3 separate regions of the Mus musculus genome follow, and regions 1 and 2 are each linked to region 3. A link is a loop called in an ENCODE intact Hi-C map of the cell type or tissue named here. Cell type or tissue: left cerebral cortex. All regions are shown on one strand.

What was found. Peaks named below come from ENCODE experiments on the same cell type or tissue, not always from the same donor. Only the 100,000 strongest peaks of a DNase experiment are listed, where the experiment ranks them.
Region 1: a loop joins it to region 3, with 2.7 times the contacts of the local background. A loop is called at or near these places in 2 of 42 quality-filtered maps.
Region 2: a loop joins it to region 3, with 4 times the contacts of the local background. A loop is called at or near these places in 4 of 42 quality-filtered maps.

Annotation. Positions count from the first base shown.
Region 1 is chr7:64,447,722-64,455,721 of GRCm38, forward strand. No RefSeq gene overlaps it. Among named protein-coding and RNA genes, the nearest start is that of Apba2, 50 kb to the right of the region's middle. In left cerebral cortex, no CTCF peak of the experiment used is centred here; DNase peaks (open chromatin) are centred at 3,199, 3,946, 4,592 and 5,297; H3K27ac peaks cover 1,252 bases.
Region 2 is chr7:64,626,615-64,634,614 of GRCm38, forward strand. All of the region lies in intron 2 of Apba2 (amyloid beta (A4) precursor protein-binding, family A, member 2), which reads left to right. Among named protein-coding and RNA genes, the nearest start is that of Apba2, 130 kb to the left of the region's middle. In left cerebral cortex, no CTCF peak of the experiment used is centred here; DNase peaks (open chromatin) are centred at 87, 4,355, 4,700 and 5,289; H3K27ac peaks cover 6,110 bases.
Region 3 is chr7:64,561,661-64,569,660 of GRCm38, forward strand. All of the region lies in intron 2 of Apba2 (amyloid beta (A4) precursor protein-binding, family A, member 2), which reads left to right. Among named protein-coding and RNA genes, the nearest start is that of Apba2, 64 kb to the left of the region's middle. In left cerebral cortex, a CTCF peak has its summit at 614; DNase peaks (open chromatin) are centred at 663, 3,419, 5,106, 5,369 and 1 more place; H3K27ac peaks cover 6,234 bases.

The DNA.
Region 1 (8,000 bases), 110 kb before region 3:
GTAGAGGAGTCCGACCACGACCCTATTTTCCAGCAGGCTTATAAAGGCAAAAAACACAACCTAGTGGGAGGATCGGAGAGGAAATAGGGGAAGTCTAGGGGCGGATATTTATTTCAAGGCACCTGGGACATTGAAACATTCTGTGGCTGTTTTTCCCAAAAGTTCTGGGGAATTAGGCCATCTGGCTGGGGGCTGGGGCCCATGTTCTCAGGGCAGTCATTATTTTATTTTATTTTTTATTCTTCAGCTTCACCCAGAAACTGATAGAAACTGATGGTGAAACCTATCAGAGAGGTCAAGGACACCACAAGAAAACCTATATTACCAACTAATCAGGGCCCACAGGGGCTCAGGGAGACTGAACTGCCTTCTAGAAAGCATGCCCGGGACGTACCTAAGCCCTCTGCACATATGTGACAGTTGTGTAACTTGATCTTCATGTGGCACTACTATTAGTGGGAGCAAGGCCGGTCTCTGATTCTGTTGCCTGACTTTGGGACTCTTTCCCACTATTAGGCTGCCTCTTCTAGGCTCAACAGAAGAAGATGCACCTAGTTTTACTGTAACTTGATGTTCCAAGACTGGTTGAAATTTACAGGAGGCCTCCCTTTTTCTGAAGAGGAGTAGTTTAGGGGCATTGACTGAGAGGAGAGGAGGGAGGGGAAACTGTGGTCAGAATGTAAAACAAATTAATTAATTAAAATAAATAAAAATAACATTTTAAGACAAAGAGGAATTATTGCAAAATTTTACCTAATTGTTTCTGTTAATGTAGAGAAATATGGTTGAATTTTAACAACATTATCTTTATATTACTAATATGAGTAATAATATTAGAGCATGTATTGCTTAAAAAATTTTAAAATGAATTTTATTTGTATGAATGAGTTCTTTGTCTGCATATATGTCAACACACCATGGCCTAGTACCCTTGGAGTCCAGAAGAGGCCATCGGATCCCCTGGGACTGAGGTCATGGGTGTTTGTGATTTGCCAGGTGGGTGCTGGAGGTTGATCCTGGATCCTCTGCAAGAGCAGTCAGTGCTCTTATCCTCGAAGCCATCTCTCCAGGTCCTTATAGATTATACCTATGTTTCTTTTAATTCTAGACATCATCTGCAAATAGTTACATTAACTAAAAACTTTAATAATTATATAATGTGACAATTACTTAATACCCAATTCTAAAAACATAGAATTTGTTTATGTGTTATGTGTCCTTGGTGCCCTGGAAAGAGCTGTGAAGTGTATTTTGAACTGAAAGTGAATTGTGTTGATTTTGATAGGCACTGTCTGGTCTATTGTTTTGTTTTATTTTTTTTTCTTTTGAGAGAGAGAGAGAGACAGAGAGAGACAGAGACAGAGAGAGAAGAGACACCAGTATTCCTTTTTGAGTTTATGTGCATCTTGTGTGTGCACTTTCCCAGAGAGGTCAGAAGAGGGCATCAGATCATTTGCTCTGGGGTTATAGATGCTTGTCAGCTGCCTGACGTGAGGTCTGGGAATTAGACTTGGGATCTTTTGCAAGAGCATCGAGTGTTCTTAACCTCTTAACTATCTCTTCAGACCTTTGTTTTGTATTTTTGAGAGAGTTTCTTTATGTGGCCTTAAACTCACTACTATCCTCCTGCCTCAATCTCACCACCATGTCTGCTTTTCCTCCTCCTACTCCTCCTCCTCTTCCTCCTCTTCCTCCTCCTTCTTCTTTAAGAAGAAAATTACTATTTTAAGTCCAAGGAGGACTCTTCCTCCTCCTCTTCTTCCTCTTCTTCTTCCTCCTCCTCTTCTCCTTGAGACAAGGTCACTCTCTCTAGCCCTGGATGTCTTGAAACTCAAAATTTAGAGATATTTGGCCTCAAACTTAGAGATCCCCGTGCCTCTGCCTCCTGAGCGCCAAAATCAAGGGCGCATGTCACCACTCCTGGCCTCAGGAGTCTGTTTTTTATCACTAGTCTCAAGCATGAATTTACTACTTTCCTTTAACCTATTTTATTTGCCATATCTCTGATGTCCCCTTGAGGGAGGGAGTGATTTTATTACGTGAACACACAATGTTGTGTTGATAGTAGATGAATCATGACTCCATAGAGAAGTTAAGTTCTATAGGCCAGCTCCCAGGGCTGTAGGCCAATGCAGATCAGAGTGGGGAGAAGGCTCAATGTCCTGGACTCTAGCTGGGCCCATGAGCTCATTCCAGCACTTTTGTGAGGTTTTCTCTCCTGTCCTAAGTCCTCCATACTGCTGCCTGTTGTAGACCTTGTGTCCCAGGCTTCTGCTGCCAGCTCTGTGTGTCTCATCACCAAACTGTGGTCAGCTTCGAGCTCTCATCTGGTTGGGTTGTGTCTGTATCCACCAGGCTTCTCTTCTCAGGGTGTTCCCATGGCCCTGCCGTGGTTTGTCTCCCAAGGGTTTATGTGATGAAGGTTTTGTTCCCAGTGGGATAGTACTGAAATGTGGTGGGGCCTTTGTGTGAGAATGGAGGCAAGTCTCTTGAGGTGGGCTGGGTCTCAGGAAATTCCATACAGCAGGCTGCTATGACTGAGCCTGGCTCCTCCCTGGTCTCCTACTCCCTCTCTAGTCCTGCATCTCAGTCTCTTCCCTGCTGCCCCTTCCATGTGGTGCTATGTGCTATGAGGGTCACACTGCTTCCTTGGAGTTCAACAACCACGAGGAATGAGAGCCCGTTTTCCTCTCTAAGATACCGAGTCTCCGTTATTTGGTTATGGCAGCAGTATCTAGTCCCTCAGCAGCCTTTCTTATCCTCCGTGTGTGGAATATCCGCTCCATAGAATGTGCCTAGTGTTCTCAGTGGCTCTAAAGCCCAGCGTTTCTTAGTCCTAAGTGTGTACCAGAATCATCCGGTGGGCTGGTAGGCGAGTTAAAGACTGCACTGCGCTGAGAATTTTTGGGTTAGTGGATCTGGGGTGAGGCCTGGGATTTTGTCCATGACATCAGCTATGAGGCGATGCTCACACTGCGGATTGGGAAGCAGTGTGAAACCCACTGACCGAGGCCCCGAGCGAGCGGGGAACCAAATGCGGTTCACTCCTTTTGTCTTTCATTTCTGAAGCGTTAATTGAAGCAAATTTGAAGCCAGGAAATTGTGTATGCTCTGATCTTTGCCAACTTGGGGATCGTACTCACAGCCAGTAATCTGAGCTGTTGCACGGGGAGAAGGGTGGGGTTCCTGGGAAATACCACACATGGACGGGTACATCTAACTTAGCTGCTGTTGGGAGGCGAGAGCCTGCTGTTCCAGTAGATAAACATACTATGTCATTGTGACCGATATGCTTTCTTCCCTGTAGTTGTTTTTCTCACTAAGCAGAGTAGACTCTGGGACTTAGCTGGAATCTGGCGCAGTCACCCAGAGAACACAAATGTCACACACACTATGAGGTTCAGAAGGACCTCGGAAGAAGAAGATCGAAGAACTTCAGATATCTCAAATGGGCAAAGATGGAAGTAAAAAAAAAAAATCCAGGTAGCCTGCCTCGCCGCACCCTCAGTTAGCAGGAGTTACTCCAGCATTGCATCTAGGTCCAGAGGTCCCTCTGGTGATCCTCCACCTTCCTTCACTGCCTTCTTATGCAAATGAGCCCTCACAAGTCACATACTATAGATGGCCTGGTATACTGGCTTGGTATTCGAAATAACTTAAATCTCAAACATGTGTTAAAATGTGAAACTCCACTAAGGTGTAGGAGGAAGACACAGGATATAGTAAATGCAAGTTCAGGGTTCTCATAGCAACCATGGAAACATATTGGAGCACCCTCTTCCTCAACCTGGCCCTCCTTCAGCTCTGCCTGTCTCCAGGAAGGCCACCATCTTCCCTCTCACTGCACAAGCCAGAGAATGGAGAGGAATCCTGGCAGGGCCGCTCCCTCAGCAGACCTCCCGCTAAGAGCACGCACACACTCACACACAGGCAGCTGACAAAGGCCTCTTTCTTTAGCTCTCAGTCCATCTGCCATCCGCTATCTCCCCCATCCCCCTTCATCTGGGCTTGCAGCATCCACTCTGGTCCCCACAATCTGTTCTGCACTTGGCAAAAAGAGTGTTATGCACTTGTGTGTCTATTGATTATCTATCTATCTATCTATCTATCTATCTATCTATCTATCTATCTATCATCTATCTGTCTATCAAAAGCACACCTGTGCTAACAGAATCATAGAAGCATGGCAAAAGATTCTCTGCCTCATACACAGTGAAGCAGACTGGCTCCAGGACACCCTGAGCTGCTATTTCTTACTGACCAGATTGGCAGAGATGAGAATGGTTTTATAACACTGTTGATGGTTGGGGGGCAGAGGGAGTGGTCAGCAGACACTGTTATATGAATCATGGCCCCTGAACGGGGAGGTTTCTGGTCCACAGTACTGTTGCTATGGTAGTTGGCAAGTTTGGTCCAAGTTACACATCCTGATATGGCTTGACCCACTTCTAGGTACTTATAGGGTAGAGTGTTTGTGATGACAACAGTTCGTAATGCACGTGGGTATAAACAATCTAACAGTGAATCACGAGGTGCTGGGTGGAGGGCACATCTGTTCATGGAATTCTATAGAGCTTTAAAAACACCCAAAAAAATCGTCTATGTTCCTTACCATATATGGGTATGTGAAAAAGGGACTTTGGAAAGGTGGTGTGAACCTACATATCTTTTTATCAGGCTCTTAGGGAAACAACAGGGCCCAGTGACGTAAAACCCTAACAAGCCAACCAGGGAGGAGGCCACCCACTCCTTATGTCCTCTGTTGCTCCTTCAGAACTTCAAACCAGACTCATTGCACTGCCCATTCCAAAGCGGTGCACAAGTCTTTCAATGCATGCTGTCAGCACTGACCAGGTAACTAGCACTTAGTGGTGCCTCACAATTTGTTGAATGGACAACATGCTCTCCCCCTACAGAGCACGTACCATGCTTAGCCATACTGTGATTTCAGGTGCACTTGCTCCAGGCCTGGCTGCCAGCCAAGGGTACTCCTGGGAATTTGAGGGATTTGGGGATACCAGATGCTTTCTGTCTTTCTTTTCGCTTTCCAGCCTCCATAAGATGAACAGTGTGTTTGCCCAGTGCTCCCTGCCATGATATACCCCATCCCCCACCCCCACCCCCCATCCCAAACAGTTGAGTCAGTCACAGGTGGAAACTGTAAAACTCTGGGCCCAAATAAACCTTTTAGCCCTCTAAGTTGATGGTCTCCATTATTTTCCAGGATAATTCTTTGCATAAAATGTTGCTCCCAGAGTTGGCAAGCTAACTAGCTCAGCTGCCACCCAGGCCCAGAGCCAGGGTTTGAGTTGGCCCACCCCAAAGTCTACGTCATCTGTGAGCTGTTGGGACACTTGAGGGGGCCAGTCCTGCTGATCCAAAGCTGCAGGATCTCCATGACACAGAGCAACAACAGGATCAAGTATTGATGGTATCACAGAAGCCAGAGACCTCAAACCAGACCAATAACTCATTGCAATGAACATTTACAAGGGAAGATGTGTGGACAGAGGGACAGAGGGATATACTGTGGGACACAATGTAATACGCTACAGCTTCTGTGAGGAGATGTTTTCTATGCTTTGTGGTTGTTGTTTGGTGTGTGTGTGTACTTGTGTTTTATTTAGTGGGGAATACAAGGGTGGAGGGTGCATATGAAGGGACTGGGGTACATGATGTGAACATGTACAAAGGATCAATAAAAATCAATAAAAAAAGAATCAATAAAAAGTGTTTTAAAGAGGTACTCTCAAATTTGACAACTCAAAAGAAACAATATTTCTTATCACCACTTTCTATGAGACAGTGGCCTAGGCATGGCTAGCTTGGCTGGGCATGGCTTGGTGAGTGCCCATGGCTTCCATCTCTCAGGAGATGGCAGTCTGATTACAGAGGGTGCTGCTACAGCCCTGGGGAGCTCAGCTTATAAATGTGGGTCACCAGGGTCACAACCGTGATGCCATTAGGCCTGGGTGTAAGAGAGGACATCACCTCTGTTGCCTGAGTGCTTTCTCAGTGTGGCAGCTGGTCAGCAAGAGGGGAGGAATGGAAGAGCACCCCCAACAGAAGCCATGGTCCACTTGTGAAATGCAGAGTCAAAAGGGTCACCCATCACTGTTGCTGGATTCCATTAATCAGAATTAAGTCAGAAGGTCTCCACACTTAAAAGGAAGGACGTGGGTCTCAGAAGGCATGAGCCCAATGGCTGTCCATGTCCTTCATTAGGATAAAGTGTTTGCTAAAGCTGTATAGGCCTGGTCTACTCCCTGCATACCACAACCACCCCTTCCATTTCTCCAGCCTCTTCCATGTGATCTCTTTTTATGTTCCTTGTGTGAAGTACTTTTGGACAGTCTCAGTGCCTCTGTCCATGATGTCCCTTCTTCCTGCAGCACAGGCCCCTCTCCCATCAGGAACCTTCCTGACATGGAGCCATCCCTCCTGTGTCTGCCTCATTCGAAATTTCTCTCTGCTTGAGTAACTGTTGCACACATGCCCATCTCTCCCACAAAGCTTCAAGGCAGTGAGCATATCTGGTCTTGCTACAATGGCACCCTCAAAGCCTAGCACAGATTGTATAGTGTGATGGTTTCTTTCAGGTGCCAAGTGGACCCAGGGGTGGAATACCCAGAGAACTGGTGGCATTCATCTCTGGAAGTGTCTGTGAATGTATGTTTACAAGGGTTGGGCATATGAATCACTGAACTAAGTGGGAAAGATACACCTTCAGTGTGGGTGAGTGCCAGCCAGTCAGCAAGGGACAAGAGGGAACACACACATAGGAAGGGGATTGGCTCTCTAAAGCACTCTCCTACCTTAGACACCAGAGATCCAGGCTTACATGTTGTATGACTTTACTTGGGGAGATGTGACTTAACATCTATTCACCCCAGATCAGTCTCCAATAGCAGATCAAATGAATGACTCCACTAGAATCCATAGTCTTGAACCAGTGGTCTTACTGGGGCTAATTATGAGGACAAAGATCAAGGGTTACATAGAAGAGTATGGATGACTCAAGATCAGCTGCATCACTGAAAGCCCACTGCAGCATGAGTGATAACTCAAAAATGCTCTTTTGTTGGGCCTACAGGCAAGACTCAAAGTCACCTTGGCTGCCCAAAGAATCTTTCCTCCTCAGCAGTTCTTATTGCTCACACAACCTTGGTGATAGAACTTGTGAATCTTGGTTGTTTCAGGAACTTCCTGAGACTTGTGAGTTGCTTACTTTGCCAGCCTACTTTTATTTACTTCTTGAGTTTTAATAAGCCTTGGTCCAGGGTGGGATGCTTTAATTAAAAGGAATTATTACTTCACAACACAATAGGAACTCTTCCTTCAGCCTCCACAATTCTGAAGCTGTTCAACAGTGACATGACCTGCATCCCAGGGCCCAGCTGGACTGTGTAGGATGCTCAGCCTCCATAGTCACACAAGCCATTTCCTTTAATATGTCCCATATTGCTTCTCCTTCCCTTTCTCTTTCTATTCCTCCTCCCCTTCAGTCCCCTCTCCTATCTACTGAGTCTGTATTTCTGGAGAACCCCGATTTATTCAGATAATAATACCATATAAAGTCTAGGTGAATAGATTAAGTCATTCTCTTCAGAATTGTGTAGGTCATGGTGTCAGCAGGAAGCCTGTAGTAATTTAGATAAAATAGAAAAGGGAAATTCAGTGAAAAGACTATTAGCAAAGGTGCATTGGAGCTAAAAGCCTAAAGGACCACACCCTGACGTTAGCAGCACAGAGTAGTCATTAGCATTCCAGGCCTAAAGGAGAGAGGAGGGGAATACTTTCTGGAACCCAATGAGACTGGGAAATGAGACTGAGCTGTGGGAAAGGGCTATAGGGCAGTGTCTTTAGTCTAGCAGGAGCCCCTGGCCAATTCACTAGGCTCTATAAGGAGAGCAGAAGTCAGGGAGAAACCCAATACCACTTCAACTCTCATGTCTTCTTACAGTATTCTCCACCAGACTAACCCAAACATTGGGCTAGGA
Region 2 (8,000 bases), 65 kb after region 3:
TGGATGTTCAGCTGCTTTCCAGTCTCTGGCTGTTACAAACAAGGCTGTCATGGATATTTATGTGTGTATCTTGGTGAACGTGAGCCAGATTCATGAGGCGTGCTTAACAAGGAATTGCTGTGGGGTTGAGGCTGTGAATCTTGAATTTTACTAGAAGTAGCCAAATTGCTTTCTGGACTGGGTGGGTATAGCAAGCAGCTTCCTCTGCAGTTCGTGTGAGGCTCCCCTCTGCTCTTTCCCTGACAACACTCAGCATTCCGGTTGTTTTTAGTGTTTGTTAGTCTGAATGCAGGCTCTGCCTGTGGTGGGTTGAATGAGAATGACCTCCACGGGCTCATAGATTCAAATGCTCTGTCCACAGTTAATGGAACAATTTGGGAAGGATTAGGGGGTGTGGCCTTGTTGGAGAAGGTGTGTCAATTACTGGGCTTTGGGGTTTCAAAAGCTCACACCAGACTCAGTTCTCACATACTCTCTATCTGGCTCCTGTTTGTGGATCAGGAAGCAAGCTCTCAGCTCCCATGCTCCTGCCACGGTGGTCATGGGTTTGCCCTCTAAAGTTGCAAACCCCCAGTTAACTCTTTCTTCTATAAACTGGTTGGTTGTGGTATGTATGCAGCAATAGGAAAGTCACCAAGACACCACATGTGGCTTTGATTTCTATTCCCTGCCTGCCAATGAGACAGTACATCTTTCATATATTTATGTTTATTTCTAATTGATTTTATCTACTTGTTCTTTTGGGATGGCTGGACCTACTCTTTGCCCCATTTTGTCTTTTCTTGTGGTCAGCCTAATCTATTGTTTGACTTATGTATTGCAGATATGTTTTCTCTCTTAACTGCTTTCAATGTGGCACAGGGCTGAGAGTGTGGACTCGAGGGCCATCCTGCCAGGATCAGATCTTTGGCTCGGTATTTCCTCTGTGGCCTTGACTGAGCTAATTCATCTGCCTCAGTTTCCTCCTCTGTGAATGGGGCTGAGAAGGGGAAGAGGTTTGTATCCATGAAGCAGATCTTTGTCCCCCTTCTACTGGGGTTGTACAATTCCACAGGTTTGATAACTTGTAAAGAATAGATGTTTCTGTGGCTCACAGTTCTGTAGTCTGGGAAAAACAATATGAAGGGACTGGAGTCTGATAAGACCTGTGTCACCTGTGGCAGAAGATGAAAGGGGAAGACAGAGAAGGAGACTGAGAGGGAGGAGAAAGAGAAGAGGGCTGAGCTCATCTTCCCTCAGAAACCCACTCCTGTGATAGATGAACCACCCACATTAATGGATTCATGAGGACAGAGACCTCCTGACCTAAATACCTTTGAAAGGTCCTGCAGCTCAGCACTCGCATTTGGGTTAGATCTCCTGTGGGTGAACTGTGGCGGACACAGCTGAACCCTAGCACACGATGATGAGCTTCATCTAGCCTTGCCCTTTGAGGTCACATGGGAGCCTATACACGGGCATTGCTGCCCTGTGCACACCCTGTGGGTTCTGTGTCATCCTTTGATGGGCTGGCAGGCCCTGCTGCGCTTGGCTCTCAGCCTTCTATAAAGCCCTCCCTTCAGTCCCCAAGCTGCCTGAATCAAAAGCAAAATCCTCTAGGGGACACCTGGGAATTGGGAGGCACCAGGCTCCCCACAGCAAAAATAGAAGCTTCATTTGCTTTGGAAAACAAATGACAGTGAGAAGGGAAACCAACTGGGGTGGCTGAGGAGGCTGGGGAGCCCTCAGTGGTCCTGGGCACTGTGAGGTTGGATGCAGCTGTGCTGATCTGCCAGCAAGCTGCCCCGTTCTCTTTCATCCTGGCCTCCCACTGGCATTGCGGTTGGTCTGTGACATCCACATTCTTGGCATCTGAGGCCCAGTTTTTTTTTAATACCTGCTGCACTGTCCTCTGGCCAGACTCCAGAAAACAGGACGGGTTTAATGTGGAGAATCATTGGGAAAATATGTCAGAGATTATAGGGAAGGCAGGCCTGCCAAGAAGGGTACAGAGAACTGTGCTTGGTCCTGTGATGGCGTAGGCTATGTAAGGGCAGAGTTACTGATGTGCAAAGTACTGCTGAGGCCGGCAACCACTAGTTGCAGAAGACCTGTTAATAAAGTAGCCAGGTTTGTAGTCATGTCTCAGTCAGGACATGTTCTGAGAAGGGTTGTGCAGACCCTACTTACAGACACTAAGGTGATCTACGCCTCGTGTCAGGTATGTGCCGTTTTACATCACATGGATACTGTGATATCACTGAGTGTCCCACACAGTCTCTGCTTCAGAGCTGGGGCCGGAAGTGAGAGGCTGAGAGCCCAATGATACTCGTTGCCGCGACCCATCACCTCTAGATTCTGAATGATATCTTTCCAAGTCTGGGGTTTGTACCCATCTTAGTAATAACAGTTTGCATGTTATTTTTAAGTCTCTCCAGTAGCGTTAGTCGGAAGCACCTGCTGTAACAAGCAGTTGTTTTTGAAACTTTGAGATCATCAAAGACCCACTTTAAATCCAGCTTGTTCCCAAAACATTTGCACAAATAAGAGTCTGGAGATTTGAGCTTTTTTATTCTGAAGATGCAGCTTGCACAGGAGGAAAATAACACACTCTCATCTTTATAAATAGTGTTATTAGCATTGAAGACTTTGCTTTGCAGTCAGCTTAGGGACTTGGCTATTTAGAATCTTAGTATCTTACTTATAAACAGTACCTGGGCCTCCACTGTGACCATCTCTCCTTCCTACTGGCTCTGAGGACCTGGTGACCCTTTTTGAGCTCAGTCTCTCTTTGCTCACAGAAACACTGCTAAGACCAGCTCTTAGAGTTATGCCTCTGGGCTTCTTTCCTTCTTTGTCCTGGAAGATACTTGTTCTGTTCACCTGAACACAGTCTCTATGTATCACATCAGTTAGCGGCAGCCAACGTGTGCTCTTGGTCTGGGGAACATCCATTTTCTTATCCCAAGAAGTCTCATTCCCCCATCCTGGGTAATGTATGGGCTCTGCTCCATCTGTGGAGATGTAAGCCATCTCCATGTGTTCTCTCCAGGGAAGATTGGATGGGGGGGGGGGGTCTCCAGTACCCGGTGCCAGGAGGCCATCTATTTTGTAGCCTACCTGTGCAGTGCCTGCTTCTCTCAGTGAGGCAGTCCCAGGGCAAGCAACGGTTACCCAACCAACAGTCCTGTGTGTGCAGACACAAGTTTGGTGCCAGGCTATGTCATGGGGTTACAGGAGGAATCCTTTGCCTTTGATGCTTCTAGATGTAGGTCAGCCCTTCTGTCAGGGCCTCCTTGAGCCATCCCAGGGCCTCTGCAGTATGTGGCCAGGTCCTGTTCACAGATGTCTGCAGGGTTATTATTCCCACTTCACGGTGTGCTCTCCCTCCATCTCCAACATAGAGTTACAGACTTCCCCAGACTGAGCCCAGCATCTAGCCCTTTACAATGTGGAGTTTCCCAGTCAGCACACAGACATTAATATATAGCTCTGTGGTATTAGAGGCAGCCACCCAGTCCTCTGCTGTGCTAACGGTGATTCCAGTGTGGTTGGATAAGATCAGAATTCTCCAGTGAGTTGGATATGTTCATTTCTCCATCTTCTTGGCTCCTCACCCCTTGCAGATCTGGGACTTTATGAAGCTGTAACAGTTGCCTTAAATTTCTTAAGAAAATGGTTTCTAGGTTGCTTTTGATGTGCCTGTGCCATCCCCAGGCTCTTTCCCTGGGGACCTTGGCTTTAGATGGATAGTTCAATGAGTTGTCCCGACAGGGGTGGGAGTGGGGTTCTGCTGAGTGTGTATGTATGTGTCTGTGTGTGTGTGTGTATGTGTATATATATATATATGTATATATATATATATATATATATATATAAATACATAATATTTATCTATTATATATAGCATATTTATATACTATATAATGTTTGTGTATATACTTATGTATTTATATAACTATATATTTATTTATATGAGTATGTTTATATAATTATATATTTATATATAATATATGTATATATTTGTATGTGTATATATATGTGTGTATTTATTTATGTGTGTGTATACTCACATCTCTATCTCTCTCTTACACACACACACACACACACACACACACACACACATGATTTGGGATCTCCCATTAGCCATCAAAAGTAACCAGTGAATTCCGAGTCGTCCCTCTAAGGAATCTTTCCTCCTGGAATGCCTGGAAACAAGCGTCTGAAATGCTAAGTTTGACCACGGATGAGCTCATTCCCAGAGCCTTGCATGTTGAAAAGCACAGGACCAATGGCAGCAGTTGAAGTGGTGTCCTATGAGGAAGTTAATGAGTTCTGGGACCTGATTGCCAGCAATCATAACGGTTATCTTCCTGTGAGAAGCTGGTTCTCAGGAGTGGTATATGACATCAGATAGCTGAAAGCTATTCATTGGATGTACCGTCTGTGTCTCATTCCCTCTGTGGACACAGCAATAGCCTAGAGTGCCTTTGCTTCTGTGGTGGCTCCCAAGGTAGGGTGGGAGGCCCTGTACCCTGGAGGATCCTAAGGTAGTCAGGGAGAAGGAAGAATCCTTTGGTTTGAATTTGCATGTCTTTCTTGGAAAGCTGAGCTGCGGGGTCAACCATCTCCCACCTCCATCCAAAACCAAAGCCTGTGAGTAGATGGATCTGGAGTGCAAGGCGTCCTGGCCCTCTGGGGAGTCTTCCAGTCTGAGGATGTCGAGGGCTAGGAAACGATTCTGATGATGGCTGTGGAGTGGAGGAACAGGCGCTGTCTAATCACAGATGGCTAGGGAGGCCTGCCATGCCCACTCCTGGGGAGGGAGAAAGGAGCAGAATAGAGTTTGGCAGTGATAGGAATGGCTGGACACGGTAGATGTGCAGAGAAGCCCAGGTAACCCAGCAGGCATGCTATATTTCTTTCTCTGTCCCTTTTAGCTATTAGCAGGGGCCAGAAATGTTTTTTTTGTTTTGTTTTGTTTTCTAATCCTAGAGGGATGGCTACCGACTCTTCTGGCCTTCAAGGGCCTTCCCCTGCTCCCATGAAGGTCTGGGAGAGGGTGCAAGAACCTGGTGGTGATGTGGTAGGTGACCTTGCATTTGAATTAAAAGGCTGTGGGGAAACTGGAGAAGATAAACATGAAAAGAATGCAAATGAATCGCATCAGAGTGGACAGGAGCCCTGACTCCACATCCACCAGGGATGGCTGCGTGGAGCCTATAAATAGGCACTTAAAGCCTGCTTCTAAATTGAGTTCAGATGTGGGCCTGTTTCCTCGCACGGAGAAGTATTTGTGTAAGGTATAACACACCCCACTGTTTCCAGGCTGGAGGATTTTGTGCTTTCTTGGGGACTCTATGTGGAGCAGGCGGGGGATGCGCTGTTCCAGATGAATGAGACTCTGTCCTTTTCAGGGGCCTCAGAGGAGAGAGAGCTTGTAGAGAGGGGCTCTCCAGGGAAGGAGGCAGCAGCAGTTCTCTGAGGGCAGGCATGCGAGTCCCTAGACAACTCCTGGGCTTCTCCCAGGTGTCCCTGTTCAGGAGCAGGTAGGAGAGTCTTAGACCCAATGCACACAAGGACCTCCACAGGCCCACAGTGAATTGGGATGATGCCAGATGATCTGGAATAGAGGCTGAGACACATCCTTAAGGGGAGGGGTGTAACCTATATGTATGGTGGGATGGGGATCCTGGTTTCCCAGATCTCTCTTCCTGCATTACTCCATTTTCTGCTATTCTAGTAGTCAACTCTGGATGGGTACTTTTTTTGGGGAAAGATGCTTTATTTTGGTTCTTGGTTCTGGAGATCCAGAGTTAAGAGCTGCATATTGGGATGGCCATTCTTCTGGCAGCGCCCAGGGGTGAGTGTGCGGCCTCAAGTGGTGAGCAAAAGAGCAAGTTGCTTGTGTGTTCAGATTTCTCTCCCTCTTCTGGTAAAGCCACCAGTGTGAGTTGTGGGAGCTCAAGATGGCTGGTCCTATCCTGATTATCTCCCAAAGTTCCCTCCCCACCCCATTGTCCCCCCAAGCACCATGGCCAGAATAAGTTCTCATCTCTAAATATCTCACAGCACAAACTAAACTCTGACAGTGTCATAAGGGACAAGCTGTCCTCGGGTCTCAGCACTGGCTGACTGGCTTGGGACAAAGCTACCTCTTATCTACTGCTCCGGAGCAGTGGTGCTAGTTCCCCGTGGGCAAGTGAAGTGTTTTGCCCACGGGACTGTACCAAGTATGCTATGCACCAACTCATTCATTAATTGATTTTGAAGGATCCTGGGTGGCAAGCTCGCACTGTGTCCCAGGGCATTTATTTGATGTGAATGTGGCTTAAGGTGCTGGTCTGGGGGTTTTGCTGGCTGTCACTTACCCAACTGCCTTTCAAACAGCTTTTTTTTTTCTCTTCTGCCTTATTTTCCTAATGTGTTTGTTAATATGCGTGCATTGTATTCTCCCCCCTCTTGTACCTTCCTCATTGGTGTGTGTGTGTGTGTGTGTGTGTGTGTGTGTGTGTAGGTCAAAGGTTAACGTTGGGTGTCATTCCATAGGTGAGACCTAACGTGCCTTTTGAAATAAGGTCTCTCAGTTGGCCCCGCATAGGGCTCACCAGTGCGTTCCAGGGATCTTTTTATCTCTACCTCCTCAGCTCTGGGATTACAAGTACAAACCACATTGGTTGGCTTCTCTTTGTGTGTGTGTTGGGGGTGGGGTGGTGGAGGGGTCTGGCTCTCAGTAAACACTGTGCTAACTGACCTATCTCCACAGTCTCAATAGTCACTCTCCTCCACAGCCGTGCACAGGTTGTGCAGGCCTCTGTTGATGCTCACACAGGAAGCAAGCAGCCCATACTGACTGCACTCTAGGAAGTGGGTATGTGGTTGAAATGCCTCATCTGTGTCCCCCACAAAGAGGCCTCCCCAGAGAGCCAGAACCTGTAAGGCACTGAAGTGTTACACATACACCAGACCGTTGGGAAGGACCTGTGTAGCTATGTGAATGCCAGACCCCTGACACTCCAGCAAGGACACAGAGGTGAAGGGTCTGCAGATCCCTTACCAGTCTGTTAGAGGATTCTAGTCAGGTTTGTTCCTCTGGACTGGAGGCGTTCGCATGGGCTAGGCTGGGACAGATGAGATTCTCCAGTGCTGGGAGGACCTGCCACTAAGAATGTCTGCCCAGGGAACCGAGAGTGACTGGCTTTGTTGGAAATGTGATCGTGCAAGTCCAGAGTAGAACCCATTGTTTGCTTGTGCCTGTAGAAAAGACTCATTTCTTTCTCCCCAGTGAATGCAGCTGAGCTCTCTGACCTCAGACCTCTCAGCAGGTAAGAGGAAAGTTACCTTTCTACTGCAGCTGCCTAGGGAGCCTCTGCCCTGGGTTTTCTGTCTTGGAAGGACTCAGGAGGTGGCCTTTTAAAGGGGAGCAGAAGAGCTGGAGAGGTAGCTCAATGAGTAATGTGTTTACCCTGCAAAGAGGAGGACCTGAGTTTGGACCCTCAGGTATGCATGTAAAACTCCGGGTGCAGGGGCCTGGGTCTGTAACCTCAGCTCTCAGTGGGCAGAGACTGCAGGACGGATGGATACCTGAGGATACGGATTAGCCAGTTAGTGAGCTCTGGGTTCAGAGAGACTGTCTTAAAAATAAGGAGAAAGACTGAGGAGGAAGTCGCGTGATGTTGGATTTTGACCTTCATAGGCATCCACACATGTGTACACACACACACACACCACACAAAACAAGAAAATCCTTTGTATTTTCATCCTGTTTTAGCTGTAGCATATGGAGAAGGGGATTAGAGTCAATTCTGAGGACAGATAAACCAAGCTTTCCTTTTGGATCCAACCCAGGTCTGTTGGGTTTTCCTCCTTAGCTTTTACTTGTAAAGCAGTCTCTGTTTAGGGAAGTTGAGGGGCCTGGTCCTCCTTCCTGTTGTCTAATGAACCTCATGGCCAGGAGGGAGGGCAGAGACCCCTGACAGAGAAAGTGAGGGAATCCTTTCTCTTCTTTTACTGACTCTTCA
Region 3 (8,000 bases):
TTAGCTTTGCGTTGCTGTGCCAGAAAACTGGAAGACAGTACTTAAGTGAGTAAAGATTTATCTTGGCTTATGCTGTCAGAGGTTTCAGACCATGGTTAGCTGGCTCCATTGTCTGTGAGCCTATGGGGAGGTGGAGCATCATGGCAAAGAGCTGCTCTGGTGATGGCAGCTGAGGGGGTGGAGGGAGGGAGGGAACAACAGAGAGAGAGAGGCCACAGGGAACCAGTGTAACCTTTAAGGGCATGCTGCCAATGACCTGCTGTCTCCAACGAGGCCCCAGCTCCTGAAGCTTGTACCATGCCCTACTAGTACAAAGAGGTCAGTGTGTGATCTGAGGGCCTTCCAGACCCAAGCTCTAAATAAACCTGTACTGAGCTTTTTAATTTGTACCCATTCCTCAGTTCAACCATTCACGGTTTACAGCATCCATCCTGTTCTTGGTGTTGTGGCCTTCTTTTCTCTCTGGTTGTGCCAGGAAGGAGACACTTACTGCCCTCAAGCAGAGACTCCTCCCTCCTTGCTGCCCCTCACGGTCTCTGGAGACTTCCAGTTAGTGTTCTGCTGTTGTGAGTTTCTGGCTGTGCCAGACACGCTCAGTGATTCCTGTTAGAAATCAGCAGCTGTGGTTCTTTGTGGCTGTGGTGTTGGAGCCTGGCGGTGGTGGAAGGTGTGGGAGGAAAGCTTTCTGTCGTCCTCTGGTTTCATCCCAGGCTTCCAGTGGGCTGTGCCCCTCGGCTGTCTCCTTCACACATTTCTTCTTGTGTAGAGGCTTCTTCTCTGTTTACCGTGGGCTAGCCCTGGTGGCACTGTTGGGATCGGAGAGCATGCTGTCTGATGCCTGTAATAGACCCCAACTTCATGAACGTTGAGTAGAGATTACCTGATGGCTGGAAAACCATCTCACACAAAAACAGTTTCACTGCCAAGTGTTGAAGGCCATGGGGTTTGAGGAACACTATTCTGGAAGTGGGAAACAGGGTCTGTTTTGGCACTGGGAAGTAGAAAAGTCATAAGCCAGCCCTTCCTGGGAAGCACCTGTTTACGGCGAGGCAGGAAGACTAAGGGTTTCCACCCCCCACCCCTCCAGTTCTGAAAGGAGGAGTTTTTCCCACTCTCTACCTTGGCTCCTCTCAAGGAGAACCTAGTGAGGGCCTGGGGGTAACATTTGGACCCTAGGACTTGTTTTTTTTTTTTGGTCGCAGGAGTCTTCCGCTCCATGTGACCAGGGGGCTCTGAGTTCACCTGTCTCTTCACATCCTGGGGAAGGGAGGCATTTGCAGCCGAAGTTCACTGATAGGTCTAAGAAAGTTCATTGATTTTCAGATCACAGCTGGCTGATTCCCCTCTGAAGATGGGGTGACTTATGGCTCTTTACATGTTGGGGACCCTTCTCTAATTTTCCTGACTTTTTTTTTCTGGAGCTGTGTTCTTTTTTTTAAAATTTTTTATTAGGTATTTTCCTCATTTACATTTCCAATGCTATCCCAAAAGTCCCCCATACCCTCCCCCCCACTCCCCTACCCACCCACTCCCACTTCTTGGCCCTGGCATTCCCCTGTACTGAGGCATATAAAGTTTGCACGACCAATGGGCCTCTCTTTCCACTGATGGCCGACTAGGCCATCTTTTGATACATATGCAGCTAGAGACACGAGCTCCGGAGGTACTGGTTAGTTCATATTGTTGTTCCAACTATAGGGTTGCAGATCCCTTTAGCTCCTTGGGTACTTTCTCTAGCTCCTCCATTGGGGGCCCTGTGATCCATCCAATGGCTGACTGTGAGCATCCACATCTGTGTTTGCTAGGCCCTGGCATAGTCTCACAAGAGACAACTATATCAGGGTCCTTTCAGCAAAATCTTGCTAGTGTATGCAATGGTGTCAGCGTTTGGAGGCTGATTATGGGATGGATCCCTGGATATGGTAGTCTCTAGATGTGGATCTGTGTTCTTTACTTGACTCCATTTTCTGTCTTGTCACCTATTCCCAAACGAGTTCCAGAGCACAGAATTTCCACTGAAGATTGGCTCTTATCTGTACATTTATATGAGGGTCTGACAAGCTCTCGATGAAAGTACCCTGAGTGCCAACCAACAGGTCCAAGACTCGTGGTCTGCTAATTGGAGGGTTTCTCCTGTGGTTGATGGCTTTGGTGAACTTGACTGCTCGGTGTTTCCAGTATGGTTTCTCTTTGGAATTCATGTGTTGGATGACTGAGCCTCAGTCTGATGTCTATGAGGGGAGGGACTCTAGCCAGCCTGAACATGGCAAGCATGGCTCTGGCAGGCCTTGCCCTTCATCCCATTTCCTCTGCCTTGCAAAAAACCATTAAATTACATTTCTAAAGCTAGCCACTAAGGTCCATTCCTTATTTGGCAATTCCCTCCTCCTGAGGCTGACTACCAAGGTCAGCTATCAAAGTATTGTAGTCCAGCAATCAAAAGCCCCCTTTGACTCACCTAATTAACATGCAGAATCAAAATTAAACATCTCATTCTAACACGGGGCTTCCCAATTTGCTTTTATAAACTGTCATTTGCCTATGCGCCACCTCTTTCTCCTCTCTATCCAGAGGGAGTCCTTTGTCCCCACCCTGGACAAACACTCTTTCCCCTCTCCCTTATTCCCTTCCCCTTCTCTCTCATCCTCTATCTCCCATCTTCCTCTCTTATTCCCTGCTCTCTGTCCCTCTGGAGAAAATAAATTCCTTTTTGCCAAGAACTTGGTCTTGGGTTATCCTGAGCGAATGCTGGTTGCTTCAGTGAGAGATGGTGGAACTTAAGAGGTGGGGCTTACTGGGAGGATATCACATAATTGGAACATGTGCTTAGAAGGTATTAATGTCATTTTCATGGTACTCTACATAGTTCTTGTGACAGTGGCTGCTGTAAAGTAACTACCTGATATGTGTGGCCTCATCTGCATGCAGCTCTTTCCTTTGCTCTACCTTGTTCTGATGCTGTCAGTGGTGTACTTATCTGAGGTTGGAAGATAGATCCCCCAGCCATGGACTTTATGCTTCTAAACTTACGATCTTAATAAACCTCCTTTTTCTATAAAGTACACACTCCCAGGTACTAAGAGAGCCTGTGGGTGAGAGGTTCTCAGAGGTTCTCAGCCGGTCTCAGGGAGGAGAAGAATTAGCCTACAATCACCATTCCAGATGCAGGGCTATAGTAGCTGGCTTCTCACTAGGCACGTTGATCTGTGTGCCCTGTGGTGGTGCTGAAGCCAGGGTCCCTCTGTAGCCTTCCAGGCAGCCTGGTTGCCATAGGAGAAGGTGGCTTTTCTATGGTTGCTTCTGGATTTTGGGCTCTTACCCTCTCACTGTATGCTCCCGCCCACCCTGTCCACAGTCCCACTGCCTTGCTTTGGGGATTGGAGCGTGGGGTGCCCACTCATCCAGAGAAGCAAGCTCTCCCAGATTCCCACATCTTGTTGATTTAGTTCTCACAAACAGATTTGAAGTGCTTGCCATCTGCTCTCCTCTTAATTATTTTTCCCAGTTCCACAGAGAGAGGAGGAAGGACATCTCCCTAAAGTCCAGATCACACCAAGGAAGTGTGGCTCTGCCGCCCACCGTGGCTGAGGAGCACAGCTGCCGTCCCTGAGCACAGGAAACCGGAGCATGAGGCCAGCCCTTCTGCCTATGTGGGCCATGCCCCTGCCTGTTGCCCAGCTCCAATGCAGGGACCTCTGGGCTTCAGCAGCATCCTCCCGCAGATCCCTGTATCCTGCTCAGCCAGTGGCAGAGACTAGGGAGAGCTCTGTGCTTCTGGCCAGGACTGGGTCAGTCCCTGTGAATACCTTGCCTATGTGGAGTTTTGTGCTAGTGGATGCCAGGTTGAGAGCTTTATTGGGGAAGCATTAGTGTCTCCTGCTAGTGCTTCCCCAGGGCCATGGCTGTCATTATCTGATGCTGTTTTGCACCTTCTATTGTGTCACATTTATTATCCACTATGCTGGATACTAAAGGAGCCTCAAGCAGCATCCCCACCCCACAGTGTCTCGACACATGCCCTGTAGGCACACACATCCCCGACTAGGGAAGTCAGATGGGTTTTGGAGCTTTCTGGTATGAAATGAGAGTCTTAGCTTCTTCCAGCTCAGGGAAATGGTGTCCAGTGGTATGGTAGATGATTGCAGAGACCCCAAGTCTCCTCCCTAGCTAGAGCCTGCTTTGTCCTGGAAAGCAGTGTGTGTGTGTGTGTGTGTGTGTGTGTGTGTGTGTGTGTGTGTCCCTCCCCTCCTTAACTGTATCCCTTCTTGTCATCAGACCTGCACCTGATCTTGCTTATAGATGAGGCTGAGGGTGTGGTATCTGTAGAAAAGGCAGTCTGGCTCCTGATGTCCATGCTGTTATTTTTAGTATCCAGCAGGTGTTTAATTCTTGCTTCTTTTGGGGGAGACACCCTAGAGATGATCCTGCTGAGAACATATTGAGCCTGATATTCATGCTTGCTGTGTCCCCCCTAGATCCCTCGGAAGCCTCTTGGCTGGCTTTTTGAGATGCTTAGAAGAACTCTGTGTCCACAGTCTTTCTAGACAGGGGCTCTTTAACCATGCAGGATATGGCTGGGTGCTACCTCTCTAGAGGTTTAGGAGTGGCCCATGAGACACTGGGGACTTAGCAATTGTCAGGTACCTCTAGAAGTCTGACTCAGGAGGCAAAGCAAAGCCCCTGTCTCCCCCCCTGGGCCACCTATCTCCTTGCAAGTCTCTGGACCAGGACATTGGGAATGCAGGCTCTTTGGTGCTTATTGCCTCTGCTGGCCAGGTTATCATCATGGGCCACACTGACCACTGTGTCCCACCACATGGCCTCCCAGGAGAACTGTCTGAGCTGTCTATTCTGTAACTCCTAGTCCCCAAGGAGGCCCACAAATGGGAGGTTATGCACATCTACAACCTGTCCCTTATTTCTCTGGGGAAGGGCTCATAGGGTGACCTGGCATTCCTGTCCCACGTCTAGAACCTCATTTTATCACTATTGAAAGCTGTAGTCACCAGCCCTTCTGGGATGGCTTTCTCTCTCTCAGCATGTGGCTGGAGAGGCAGCCTAGCATCACTTTGTGGAGGTGGCACAAAATGTCACTTCTAGATTCACTGCTGGGCTTGCTAGGCTCAGGAGCCGTTCCTCCTCGGTGGGCCCGGAGGGTTCTTTCAGTTCAGCAGAGTGTCTGTGGGTTAACCAGGGTGTTGCCTGCATCTGGCTCAGGGATGCGAACGTTTTTATTTCTGTTGGAATTAACAGCAATTTAAAATAACGGCATCACTCTTAGCTCTATGTATTTGGAATCTTATTTGCATCATTGCAAGTATGTATTTTGGGAAGTTGTGTTTAAATGCACAGATGCTCACATAGAGGAAGTCTCCGTGGGAGAGTTTCTGTGCTGGCAAAGGGGCTTCTGGGACAGGTCTGAAGCAGCTGGCCCTTCCCTGCCTGACTCCCAGGTCTCAGCATAGCAGTAGGAGGCAGCCATGGAATCCAGCCTCCTTTCCCTGGTTAGCAGTCAGCGCTTGCTCATCCTTAGCACCCAGGGTGATCTGCGGGTACCTGAGGCCACTGACAGTGCTACCTGCACATCTTCGGAGTGAGGTACACATTAGGCACAGTGGGAGACTAACGATAACGAATAACCAATCATTACTATAGTTCATTCATAATCTCTAAGTGTTCGCTTCTGGAATCTCCCAATTGGTATTTTCAGATGGCAGCCGACTGTGAGTAGCCGAAGTTAAAAAGCAAAGTCTCTAAACAGCAGGGGCGGGGACTGTCAAGTCCCAGGAAAAAAGCCACGGATCATCTGCACCGCTGATAAGGGATGAGGGTGACAGTCTTTGGCACAGGACATGGTGGGTGTAGGTGGGGTGGTCCCCGAGACTGTGTTCACACTTATCCCCAGTTGTCTATACTTACAGTGGGCTCCAGGATGCAGCTACCGGCAGATGGGTCCGTTTCCCTTGGAGCTTTTCCAAACTGGCCAGCCTCTGTATCCCGAGAGAACATGCAGTCCCAACTTCCCAACATCCTTCCTCGTCATGTGAACCTTCCTTCCCCCCCCACCCCCCACACTTTCTCCAGAGGCTGGACCAATGGACTGACTGGTTTTAGACTAACAATAAACTATGAACTAAATTGACCTTTTTTTCTTCTTCTTCTTCTTCTTCTTCTTCTTCTTCTTCTTCTTCTTCTTCTTCTTCTTCTTCTTCTTCTTCTTCTTCATAAGAGTTCCAAGTCTCTGGTATAAATAAAACGAATATTTTAGATGCACCAAGACACCCTTAAAGCAAATAATCCTGCCCCCATGAAGACATACATACGTATTCATTCCAAGTCTGCCTTATTTTGATTAATATGATCATCTCTAGATGTGTCCATTTTCTAGAGACAATTCTATTCTTCCTGGAAAGTTGGTATAGCTGCTATTAAAGTCATTATACAGGGTCCTTAGAGGACTAAAAATAGAACTGCCACTCAACCCAGTTGTTTCTCTCTGTGTCCCCCTGAGAGACTTTGGGTTAGCACATCTCAGAGACATTTGCATAGCCTGGGTTATGGATTCATAATTCACAACAGCAGAGTCAGGGCCCAGCCCCACTGCCCAGCAGCAGAGGAACACGTTTACTGTTGCGCATACACACAATACTTCTGTCCTTTTGGTTAGAAGCTGCCACACTCCACTGACTGAATGGAGGCTGTGTTGTCAGCCTAACCACATTCTGTTCCTAGGGAACAGACAGAGATGGCTGCAGTCCTGTTGCACCAGCCCCCCAGAAACACCTCCCTACATGCTCTGCTAGAGTGAGCCTGCCTGTTGCCTGCCACCTCTCTTTCTGTTTCTTCTCTTTTCTGAGGTGCTGAGCATAAGTGGTCAGGCACCCTAGAATCAGCACTCCAGGGGTCCAGAGGCTACATGATACCTGCTCTGTTACTTAACCAGAGCCTGATTGGGAAGTGAGGGTCCTATTGTTGGACCTCTAGGATACAGCAAGGTGTTATACACATCACCCTTGTGACCATTATTACAAAGGAAACAAAGAAGCATTTTCCTCTTGCCCACAGGGTGAATCAGGATGAGACAAGACTTGTTTTTGCGGTGTCATGTTTCTTTAAATTGTCGTGTATTGCTGACAGTCCCTGGAGCACAGATGTCCCTAAAGAGGTCAGGAGCCTGGAAGTGGCCTGGCCCCAGGCTCCTGCCACCTGGTGCATTTGTCCCTAGCCCTCTCTAGCCTACGTCTCCCTGCTGTTGTGTCCAGCCCTGCCCAGATGGTAACATGAACTAGTCCAGTCAGGTGTGATTGGAATACTGAGCCTGAATCTTGGGGTCCAGAAAGGGCTGATCAGTTGTCCTGGGTTTCTAGGGATAGCCAGGTCATCCGTCACAGGATAGGACAGCCTGATAGGCTAAGCAGGACCTGCTAGTGAGCCACTGTGGGCATGGGCAGAGGCCATCAGACAGGGCTGAGCCATGGGGGCCAAGGAGGAAAAACAGGCCAGGAAGGTGGCTACGGCTTGAATGGGAACATTACCCACAAAGTCACATGTAGATGGCTTTGAGGATTAGATGAGGTCATCAGGGTTTGTGCCCGTTTTGCATTTGTATGAAGAGGAAGAGAGACCCAACCCTGCACACCATCTCCCCAAACAGTGCACCTCTGCCACATTACAATACAGCAAGCAGGCCCTCATCAGATGCCAGCGCCACATTCTTCCTGGTCTCCAGAACAGTGAGGCAAATAAAGAAAGCTCTATTCTTTTTAAGTTACCTAGCACCAGATATTTAGTCATGGCAATAGAAATTAAAGTCAGCCCAGACTGAAGTTCTGAGTTGTCAACTAGATTCAGCTGGACGGCTAGAAATTGAAGGCCAACCTAGAGGGTGTGACTGGAGTTCATTGGCTGTGCCTTCTCTCAGCACAGGACAGATTCCTGACAAGGCCTGTCAGGAGGGACAGCTCACCTCTATGGAGAACAGAGGGAATCAGGATAGGAGC